Linked DNA regions of Homo sapiens: all the other regions are linked to region 3. Evidence: chromatin contacts called from ENCODE Hi-C data. All regions are on one chromosome and are shown on one strand. Each heading gives the region's core, a stretch centred on a gene start or an enhancer-like site at or near the end of the contact. The rest is flanking DNA. Distances are from core to core; before and after follow the strand shown. Region 1 overlaps ECT2L (epithelial cell transforming 2 like). Region 2 has its middle 94 kb from the start of NHSL1. Region 3 holds the start of NMBR (neuromedin B receptor).

Region 1 (3,522 bases), core at 267-2,766, 3.3 Mb before region 3:
TGCTTACCCAATAACTGTAAATAAATTAATAAATGAAAGAAATTAGTATTATTTGAATACTTGAAATGTTTATATGTAAGCTAGGCTATATTTGTGCAATACCTTTCTTTCAAGGTAGAGAGGCCATTGTTTTAGATGGTTTTATAATTTCCAAATAATTTTGTTTTAATTCAGTCAGTTATAAACAGGGTATTGCAATATTGGTGGAAACTGTCAACACAATTTTCTTTTAAAAAATTATTCATAATCTCTATGAGATATATTCAAATATCTTAGAGTTTTCTTTCCTGGCCTAATAAGTATTCCCTAGTAAGTTTTAAGATGATTTCCTAAGTGGAATTTTATGATATTTAAGACATTTTTTAAAGGTTTAGCTTCTTAAACCATCCCTCTGGCAAACTAAAATGTCCCTTCTCCTGGGAAGACTTCTCTGCTGGTCTTTCATGCCTAGCAACTTTATACCTCAATTGTGGCTTTTCTTGGTATGTTATGGCCCCGTGTCGTCCACATGACTAATGGTTTCCAGTGATGTCTTTCCCCTACCACTTGACTAGGTTGACCTTTCCTGTGACTCCTTAAAGGAAACTGGGCTGCTTGTGTCTGTTACACTCAGAGAAACCCGTGAGGAGTTTGAATCAGTCCCCTTGCCACACTGGTGGAACCGGTTTTGAATTGCCTCTGCTTAGTGCCTGGTAATTCCTCAAACAAAGGCCTTTGGTTCCAGAGCCAGAGCTGCTCAAACTTGCAGCTTTCCTGGATGGGTGGGGCAGCATTCATGCAACTGCATTCCCTAGAGGGGGAATGCATTGACCCAGGTGTGTATGTGCGTGTGCGTGTGAGATCATAAACAGCCCATGAAGGATTCACTCTCGTCACTTGTCTCCATCAGAGCAGACTTGAAATGGGGTTGGAGGGCAGAAAAATATCCACCAAGGTGTATTAAGAGAGAACAGCCCCCTCTCCCACTTCATTACCCCCTCTTCCATTCTTCCCACGCAGCCTGTGAGGGCTCACTTGAGGACGTCTGTCTCAGCTGTGATCTGTGAGGCAATCTGGTGTGCAGTTTTTCAGAGACAACATACTCCTAGGTTAATTTTAAATATAGAGCAGCCATGTCACTCTCAGTTACTGAATGTCCATTTAAAAGGAGAGTATTTCTGTGTGGAGATGGTAAAGAGGTTAAAGAAGAAAACATCGAATGAAACTTGCTGAAGACAGTAAGGCGGACGTTACTGAGAACCTTGGAGATAGCTACAGGGACTGCTGCATGGGGTCACGGGAGAGAGATTGGGCTCAACTTCAAATGCAGCATGGGCGGATAGCCAAGGAGCAGGATGGGGCTCAATGGATGGAAAATTACTCGAGGAAACATCAGGGGTAAGCGGGGATCTGAATACACTGACCCAACAGGACTCTCGCTGATGACAGGCCAGGGTGCTCAGACAACACCTGGGGGAGGGTGGAGGATGAGGAACCTGACAAGATATCCGGGGGTGGGGGGTTCTTCCTAAACTGACTTAACAGGGCTCTTTACTAAAGCAGAATTTTATAAGGAAGTGCACAGGTGGGCCAAGGGGAAGTTTCAGAAGCTTGACTAAAGTTTGGTCAAGCAGAGAATCTTTGTCAGAGAGGAGAGGGGAGTATTCAAAGTGAAAGTGTACACTTGTATCTAAAACGACTGTTTTCTAAATATCCAAGGCAAGTCTGGAAATTTGAGTCATCTTCACTTCCTTCCCCTTTGCCCAGTATTCTGCACATGTTCCTGCCCTTCTACCTGCATGGGCTGGTTAAGGATAACTGTATGAAATATTAGCATTTGCAATTGGGATGGTTTTTAGAGGTGGATGATGCTTAAAAAAAAAAAAAAAAAAAGGAAATCATTGCGTTTTAAAAGGAAGGGAGAAAGCAGAAAGCCAAAGCTCTTTTTTTTTGTGTGGATGGAGGGAAGGTTATTGGCCTATATTAGGCAACATCCACTGGCTTGAAGTTCTCACTCCCATTTTGTGAGTGTGTGGAGCTGCTCTCCCCTCCTTTCTCATGTTGAGCTTCTCTGTCTACCGCTTGACACCACCTGACACTATGTGACATGCAGGACTTGTTTATTTGCTGTCTGCCTACCCCATTAGAATGATGGCTCCATGATAGCAAAGACTTTGGTGACTCTTTTCATCTCTAGCACTTAGAGCCATACCAGGCACATAGCAGCCACTCAATAAATGCTTGTTGAATGAATTCAGATATCTAAAGCACTCCTAATTCCAAAAATGACAAAAAGATAATCAGAAAAAAATTTTCATTTGGTAGCTCTCTAGGAGGAAGGAGTTTTTCAAAATATTCCAAGTTTTAATTAAAAAAAAATTAGCCGGGCGTGGTGGCGGGCACCTCTAATCCCAGCTATTCGGGAGGCTGAGGCAGGAGAATCGCTTGAACCTGGGAGGTGGAGGTTGCAGTGAACTGAGATCGCACCATTGCACTCCAGCCTGGGCTACAGAGCAAGACTTCATGTACCAAAAAAAAAACAAAAAACAAAAAACCAAGTGTTAGAATATAGGAGATTACTAATACTTTGCATAATTCAAGTTTTCATTACTTAATTCAAGGTGGCTGGAGAAATCTTTCCCCTTGTCTTTCTTCAATTCCTGCTTACCGGGTTAGACACTGTTGATTACTGGCCCAGCCAAGCCATTCCACATTCCTCTCCTTCTTCCTGACAGAAACCCTGATTTCCACCCCCTACAAGGCATTCTATGCTTCAGGAGTGGCTGGTAAGTAACCCCCACCCTACCAAGGGTGGGTCAGGGTTGGACTAAATTCATCATGATCACTGCCTCCCCTGGATGGTGTCTGCTTTAGGAAAGGGCGTGTAGATATTAATTCTGCCCAGGGAGACATAAGGGTGGAGAGTCTTCTTCTTGCTGAAAGAAACTTAAACAAGATTTGAGGATGAACGTCTTTTCTTCCATCCTGCTAGCTGTGGTGACTGTTGTGTGAAGACCAATGCTCACTGCAGTTAGTCATTTGAGAACTATTTTGGGACAAGCCCGAGGACCAAAGTAAATGGTTGAGGATGGCAAAGTGAAAATATAAAAAATCCTTGGCCCTTGATAACATCATTGATTCCTTGAATTTGCTAAATCTGAAGCTGCCGTTAATTGTTTACAGTGAAAGGAAGAAAAATAGGTTGAAAATGGTCCATAACAGTCCATTTATCTAGTAGTCACTTCTCTGGTCATCTCAACTCTCCAAATTTTATCTGAGAAACAGGAAGGAAAAAACAAAAAGCAATTAGCAGTGAAACAGATTCCTTTTACACACAGGAGAAAGGCCTTCAGACTCTCATGCATAGTCTAAGTATTTAATTAATTTGGGTCTTCAATAAAGTGATTCAGAAATGAGTTATACATACTTCTAAGACCATGATACACACATTCAGTGCTTTGAATTTGATGTCGGCATTAGCATTAGGATCTGCTATGCTGCTTCCTTCTACCAAAGGAAAGTTCACAGTTGTTAAGGGATGGT
Region 2 (3,316 bases), core at 751-3,250, 3.6 Mb before region 3:
TGTGGTCTAAAACATTAAATGAAAAATTCCAGAAATCAACAATTCATAAGTTTTCTCTTTTTTTCTTTTATTATTTGAGATGGAGTCTCACAATGTTGTCCAGGCTGGAGTGCAGTGGTGTGTTGATCACAGCTCACTGCAGCCTCCACCTCTAGAGCTCAAGCAATCCTCCCACCTCAGCCTCTTGAGTGGCTGAGACCACAAGTACACGCCCCCATGCCTGGCTGATTTTTTTGTTGTTGTTGTTTGTTTGTTTTCTGGTAGAGCTATCTCCCTGTGTTTCCCAGGCTGGTCTTAAACTCCTGGGCTCAAGTGATCTGCCTGCCTCAGCCTCCCAACATGCTGGGATTACAGGTGTGAGCCACCCTGCCCAGCTAATTCATAAGTTTTCAATTGAGCGCGGTTCTAAGTCGCGTGATGAAATCTCCCACCGTCCTGCTCTGTCCAGCCCTGCACGTGCACGTGGATCATCCTTCTGTGCAGCGGATCCATGCTGTGGACACACACTCTCCTGAGTTACTGAACAGACTACTCGGTTATCAGATTGGAAAAACATAATGTATCTAGGGTTCCATAGGATCCATGGTTTCAGGCATCCACCGAGGGTTTTGGAACCTATCCCTCATGGATAAAGGGAGACGACTGTAACTTTGAAAGTTCCCATTTGAAAATGTTTTTTGGGTTTTTTGCTCAATTATTCCATGACAATAAATGCATTCTCATAGCTATAATCAAACTAAAGAGAATTTAATTATCACCCTCAAGAAAACTACAGTTTCCTGCTCCCCAAAACACAATATTAAATACCCATATTATCACTTTTCAAGATTGCACAGGTAATTTCTAATAGGTCCCACACCCACATCTCAAGGTCAATTTAGCCTGCATGAAAGAAAACAACTGAATGAAAATAGAACACAAGATTCTTCATATGCAAAAATGACTGTGTAAAAACTATATAGGCCAGGCACGGTAGCTCACACCTATAATCCCAGCACTTTGGGAGGCTGAGGCGGGTGGATCACTTGAGGCCAGGAGTTTGAGACCAGCCTGGCCAGCATGGGGAAACCCCGTCTCTACTAAAAATACAAAAATTGGCTGGGGTGGTGGCAGGCGCCCGTAATCCCAGCTACTACAGTCTCAGGCTGAGGCATGAGAATCACTTGAACCCAGGAGGTGGAGGCTGCAGTGAGCCAAGATTGCTCCACTGCACTCCAGCTTGGGCGACAGAGCGAGACTGTCGCACAAAAAAACAAAAAACAACAAAAAACAAAAAACAACAACAAAAAAAACCCCTACATATCCAGAACTAAAGAGTGAAAACTGACAAGTATGCAGGTAATTGCCCTTAAGGAAAAAGGTGTGTGGATATATTTTAGTGGGCTGGTCTAAATATTTTCTAAATATCGTAAGACATATGAAACAGGGTGGCTAGGAGCTGCTATTTCAGCTTTTTAAAAGCAATTGTGATGGAGCAAAAATTTTGCCTGTAGACAATAATTAACCTTTCTCCAAAAGCATCACATATATATCATTCTATATACCAAATGCCACAGCCACAGGAAGTCAGTTGCCCACAGCCTTATAAATCAGTTTACTTGCTTCCTCATTTTCTGTTATGGACTTTCCTAGCCAAACTCTGTCATGGCAGTTCACTTCAAAATTAAAAATAAAGTTGATTTAATGGAGCCTGGATGAATCCCATCTGAAAGCCATTAAAACATACACACCCACTTCCACACAAACCAGAGAATCAGTAGAATTCAAAGACTTATTGAATCCTGAAACTGTAAAGGATCCGAGTGACAAATAATTCACATGTCCTATTAATCACAGGAGGTAGACGGGTTCTGTGATTCCAGCACTGACACGGAGGCAGTCAGGAGCACTGCTAGGACTAGAATCCCGTTGTCCTTGCCCCAGTCCAGGCTCTGCCCACTCTCCCATGCTTCAGGTCTGGCTCTGAAGTTCGTGATTCCCCGTTCATAGTCTTCAAGTACATCAGTGAGTCACGTTTCCGTTTCCTCTCACTGTTCCAAATGCTGGGCTTTGGTAGCACAGAGTTCATTCATTCACAATCATGCTAATTCACTCATACAGAGAGAGAGTGCTGACGCACTTAGGAATTATGACTTAACATGCAATTCTCAAATCAGTGAGGCCAACGGCTAACTAAACTTAAAAATAAAAGGAAATCTAGCCCTTAGCACTCAAAATACTTCCTTTCAACCTACTGTAAAACAACAAACTCACTTTCATTAGGAGATGAAAAGTGAGTCATTTCTTTCTTCCAGTAGACGGTCTCCCCAGGCACAAACTCATGCACATTATATTTCATGGGACCTTTTAAATATTTACTTGTTAGCAGTATTCTTCCTTTCGGGTCAAAGATTATAGTATTTAGCAACACAAAGAAAGCTGAGGGATAGAGTTATGAATTAGTAAACTGCTTTGCCAAGCCTTCCATTTGTTAATTCAGTCCAACTTCAAAGAGGATTTTAAAGAGAGGTTCAGCTGTCAGAAATTAACTCTAAGAAAACTGCTGAATCAAAAAGTGACTTGGGCAGTTTTTCCCAAACTGGTGTTAAGGAAAAACTGTTCAGTTGTAGGTATAGGAGCAAAAAGTATCTTCCTATGCAAATAAGCTTAGGGCAAACAAAGTTTTTAAAAGGTTTTTTGTCTTGTTCACTACAGGACTTTCCCAGCCTTTGACATGCTAATGTTGCTGTAAATTTCCAGGGATGTGGTGGGGGTCAGTTTATTTTGATCACATTAATTATGTGGTTGGGGGATGTGGATAAAATAGGAGAAATGCACTACACTGATTCAGCAGCTTCTAAGCAACAGAGAAAGGGTTTGGCTAAAGTACTAGTATTTTTGGTATTCAGTAGCAAAGAACAGTTAGACTCTCATTCACAACTATTTCAGGACAAGGTGGGAGTATCTATTCAGTCATTTGGGAGAATGAAGCTACGTAGAACTCAATCCTTGAGAGCTTAATTTACTGCCAATAGGACTGCCAATTTCGCGGGGCTTCTGCAACTCCTCCCCGGCTCTAAGCAAAAACAGCCCCTGTACCTGTTCTTGGGGACTGACGTGACATCGTTGAGTGTTTTCCCTCAACTCTTTGATCTTCATGCACTTGTCTATTTCAATGTTTTTTGACCATGGCTGTACATCAGAATCACCTAGGGAGCTTTTCACTCCACAGATGTATGGGCCCATTGCCAAATCTACAAAATACAATACGATCCCCAATAAGCAGCACCGAGAGCTGAAAACCACTCTTCTGCTTCCTAGGAAGAGCTAGACAACA
Region 3 (3,494 bases), core at 838-3,337:
AAAAAGAAAGAAAAAAAGAAGGAAGGAAGGAGAAAAGAAAGAAAAGAAAAGAGCATGTGTTGGCAGATCAGAGAGTAAAATCCAACTCCAACCATTTCACTTTCTTATTTTTCCCTCAGTCCTGCTCATGAGGGTATGCAAATAAGAGTACACATGAATGTATGCAAATGAGAAAGAGTGGCAAAATTCACTTCTGAAGGGGGAGATCAGGAGAGTAACAGGAGGGTGCAGCCTTCTACCAGGAAGAGGAACATTTGTTTCTCAGACATAAGATGATGGAATAGAGAAAAGATAAAACATAAGATCTAGAAAGACATCATAGTCAAGTAGTAATGGCTAGGTGCACAGGCTCTGAAACCAAAATACCTAGATTTTAATGTGGAATACTCATCCTTCCTGGCTGTGACCTAGTGCAAGTTATCTAGATTCTATGTGTCTTATTTTTCTCATCTGTAAAATAATAATGATATGTTCCTCATAGGGTTGTGGTGCAAATTAAATAAATTAATATAAAGACCCTAGAAACATGCATGATACATAGTTGATGCTCAGCAAATGCTGCTAGCTAGTTATTATTACTTTAAGTTGTGGTAGAGGCAAGGCAAAATAATTCATATCTGGTGGTGGCCTTAATCTCAATAGCAGGAAATGCTGTTGTAGACCAAGGAAATTGGGGCTGAGTGCCTAGCTTGAATAGAGCGAGAGAAGTTTGAAACACCATCTGTGGACTACAGCACTGGTCCTTAACCCTAGACGTAACATTAAAATTACATGAGGACCTTTTAAAGATACTGACATTTAGGATCCCACCTAGAACAATTAAGTGAGAATGCCTGGAGTGGGCTTTAAAGTTGATCTTTAAGGGCAGCTGCGGTTGAGAATCAAGAAGTAATAGGAAACAAATAAATGAAAAGTTGTGAGTATAGAAAGAAAACAGTTATGGTTATCCAACTCTGCTTTTCTTCATTGATTTCTCTACCAATCTAGCAACTTTTGACTGGAAAGTCCAAATAGTGGGAGTAAGAGAAAGAGAAAGAAACCATACATTCTCCAGTGGTAGGAAATATGCCGCTGAGATTGGGGAAGAAGACAGAACTGAGTTTCAGGCTGAGTAAAAAAGCCCGACCCAGAATAAGATGATGGACTTTGCAAATAGGTCTAGGCAACGTATGTGGAGTGGGATAATATGAGGACATGGAGCGGTTTCTTCTGGGGGTGAGAGAGTGATCAGAAAATAGTAGGCAGAGGGGAATTTCCGAGCTGGAGATTTTGGCTCTTGGGGATAGTGTGATTTCAGTGAAAACTAGTTTTAAGATGAATTGTCAAAACTGAGGACTGAGATAAAATAAAGAAGGTTATTGGAGGAAGTAAATAAAGTGTACAGTCCTGAAAGATATAAGTAAGGGATGGAGAGGAGAGGAAGAGAATTGAAGTCATTGAGGGTAGAAGGAAAAGTGATGCCTACTGTACAATGGTTAAGAGTTACCAGCGTTGAAAACGTCCCAAACACCCTATCTTACATTAAGACAAGATAATAAATATGAAAATACTTTACAAATTGTTAATCACTCTCCAGAAAAAAAAAAGGTGATCTACAGATTATTCATTCACTAAAATACGTACTAGCCAGCTGAGAACAAAAGTTCAATCTTCTTTAAGCTTCATATGTTTAGCTTAATTTGGCGCGAAATCTGATTATTTTATCCAGTATGTCAACATAGAAAAATTTAATTTACAATTTAAACACATTATTTCTCTCTCATGCAAGTATTGAAATTAAAGTTTCTAAAATCAAAAAGGCTTCTAAAGGACACTGCTATATGGAATATTAATGTGGCATATTAACTGGAAGTGGTAATTCCTGAATGACGCCAAAGGCAATTCTCGCCTTTATACTTTCTCCCAGTCAACATACATTATTTTCTTGTTTTTCCTTTTCTATCCTTCCTTTTGCCACAAACAACAAACCAAACAAAAAAGCAAAACAAAACAAAAACCCTTCCTCCTACCAGCAGAGAGCGCTAGCGCCATGCGCGGCATAAGCGCCAAAATGCTCGGGTCTTCTGTGGGTTCTAACCGCCGAGAGCCAAGCACCCTGAGGTTGTCCCAGCTGGGGATCCGTAGTTGACTTGACGTCGCTGAGCAACGGAAGAGTGGGCAGCATTTGCTCTGAACGCTCGTGCGCGCTACCGCCCAGACGGAAGCGGAAGTGCCGGTGGAGCGCGAGTAGGAAGTGGTGAGTTCGGAGTAGAGATGGCCGCGCTTGCACCGCTGCCCCCGCTCCCCGCACAGTTCAAGAGCATACAGCATCATCTGAGGACGGCTCAGGAGCATGACAAGCGAGACCCTGTGGTGGCTTATTACTGTGAGTCTTTCCGAGTGGCCGCGCCCTTTCTTTCCCAGTTGCATTTTAGGGCCCACACACCTCCCTGAGGTTCTTGGGGCATGCCCCGCCCCCCTCGCTTTAAACCTGAGCTTTGACCTCGAGCCTACCCAGGGAACTCCCTGGGTTCCCACCCCCTGGCAGTAGGAATCCCAAAACACCATGGTGTCCACTGCTTCTCCTATCTTGTGCTTAAATGCTCCAGTACTGACTACACAGGCTCTTGAACTGTGGAATATAATCTTCCAAGGTTTTCTCTGTGTGTGTACACACAAGAGCTTCTTGTCTCAAATAGGAATCCTGAAAATAAATTGAGTTAGGTTTAAAACGAAGGTGAGTGTCCGAAAGAAGGAGTGATGTGGATAAAAGGACGATAGACTAGTTGAAAACATAGTAATAAGTGAATATTATTTATGACAGCATGCAAGCCCAATCAGAAACTCATTTGGTTAAATGGGGAGTATCTGCTACTAAATAAGCAGTTGAATTTGACCTTTCCCCACCCAGCTGCTCTCTCCTACCATGCAGAATTTTTAGTTTTGACTTCTTTGAATAATACCCGCTGTTGAGACCTTTGAAAGCAGTATTTTCACTTTGAGTGTTATACGTTGAATTTACAGTTTGATTAAAAAAAATATAGGTTAACTCTGCTCAAACTTGTAGTGAGTAAAGGGAGTGCCAGTAATTCTGTGTTAACTTTATTTTGTATTCTGTACTCTTAACTTTACTGCAAATAAAACAAGTAACTGGACAATTATAATTCTGAAAAGGATATTTAGAGTTGAGAAGTTGGATATAATGCGTCCATTGTTGTGTATATTGTAAGGTTAGCTAAAATCTGGTCACTGTTATCTCTGCCATACTCCAAATGTACCCTGTTTCTCAAATGTGCAAGGCCTTTTCAGACCTACCATCTTCCACTCTCTTGGAATGTGCACCTTTTTCTTGCACTTGGCAAACTCATGATTCAAGATCTAACCCAAATGTCACCACTTCTGTGGGCAGCAAATTGATTATTCTCTGTGCATTACTTCATTTTGTTCAAATTTTACAGCATCATTTTTATTATACTTGTTCTTCAGTTTCCTCAAGCAGGGTCCATATTCATTCA

The links. Hi-C counts contacts between places; a loop is a spot of excess contacts on that map. Pooled maps may share reads with other maps.
Region 1: a pooled map shows a loop between it and region 3 (4-fold over the local background). The contact joins the enhancer-like site here to the promoter of NMBR in region 3. A Hi-C loop is called at or near these places in 2 of 50 pooled maps.
Region 2: a pooled map shows a loop between it and region 3 (6-fold over the local background). The contact joins the enhancer-like site here to the promoter of NMBR in region 3. A Hi-C loop is called at or near these places in 3 of 50 pooled maps.

The regions. Positions count from the first base shown.
Region 1 is chr6:138,817,380-138,820,901 of GRCh38, forward strand. All of the region lies in intron 4 of ECT2L (epithelial cell transforming 2 like), which reads left to right. Among named protein-coding and RNA genes, the nearest start is that of ECT2L, 23 kb to the left of the region's middle. Within about 2 kb of position 1,517, at least 11 of the 41 ENCODE cell types and tissues checked have a DNase peak (open chromatin) inside an H3K27ac peak, as active enhancers do.
Region 2 is chr6:138,591,356-138,594,671 of GRCh38, forward strand. It overlaps a transcript of NHSL1 not described here. Among named protein-coding and RNA genes, the nearest start is that of NHSL1, 94 kb to the left of the region's middle. RefSeq lists enhancers at 1-370, 371-871, 1,857-2,151, 2,180-2,249. Within about 2 kb of position 2,001, at least 22 of the 41 ENCODE cell types and tissues checked have a DNase peak (open chromatin) inside an H3K27ac peak, as active enhancers do.
Region 3 is chr6:142,145,035-142,148,528 of GRCh38, forward strand. It overlaps NMBR (neuromedin B receptor), which reads right to left and starts at 2,088. Exons shown (of 4, transcript NM_002511.4): 1 at 2,010-2,088. It overlaps VTA1 (vesicle trafficking 1), which reads left to right and starts at 2,229. Exons shown (of 8, transcript NM_016485.5): 1 at 2,229-2,365. The coding sequence starts at 2,254. RefSeq lists enhancers at 1,958-2,252, 2,016-2,155, 2,410-2,930.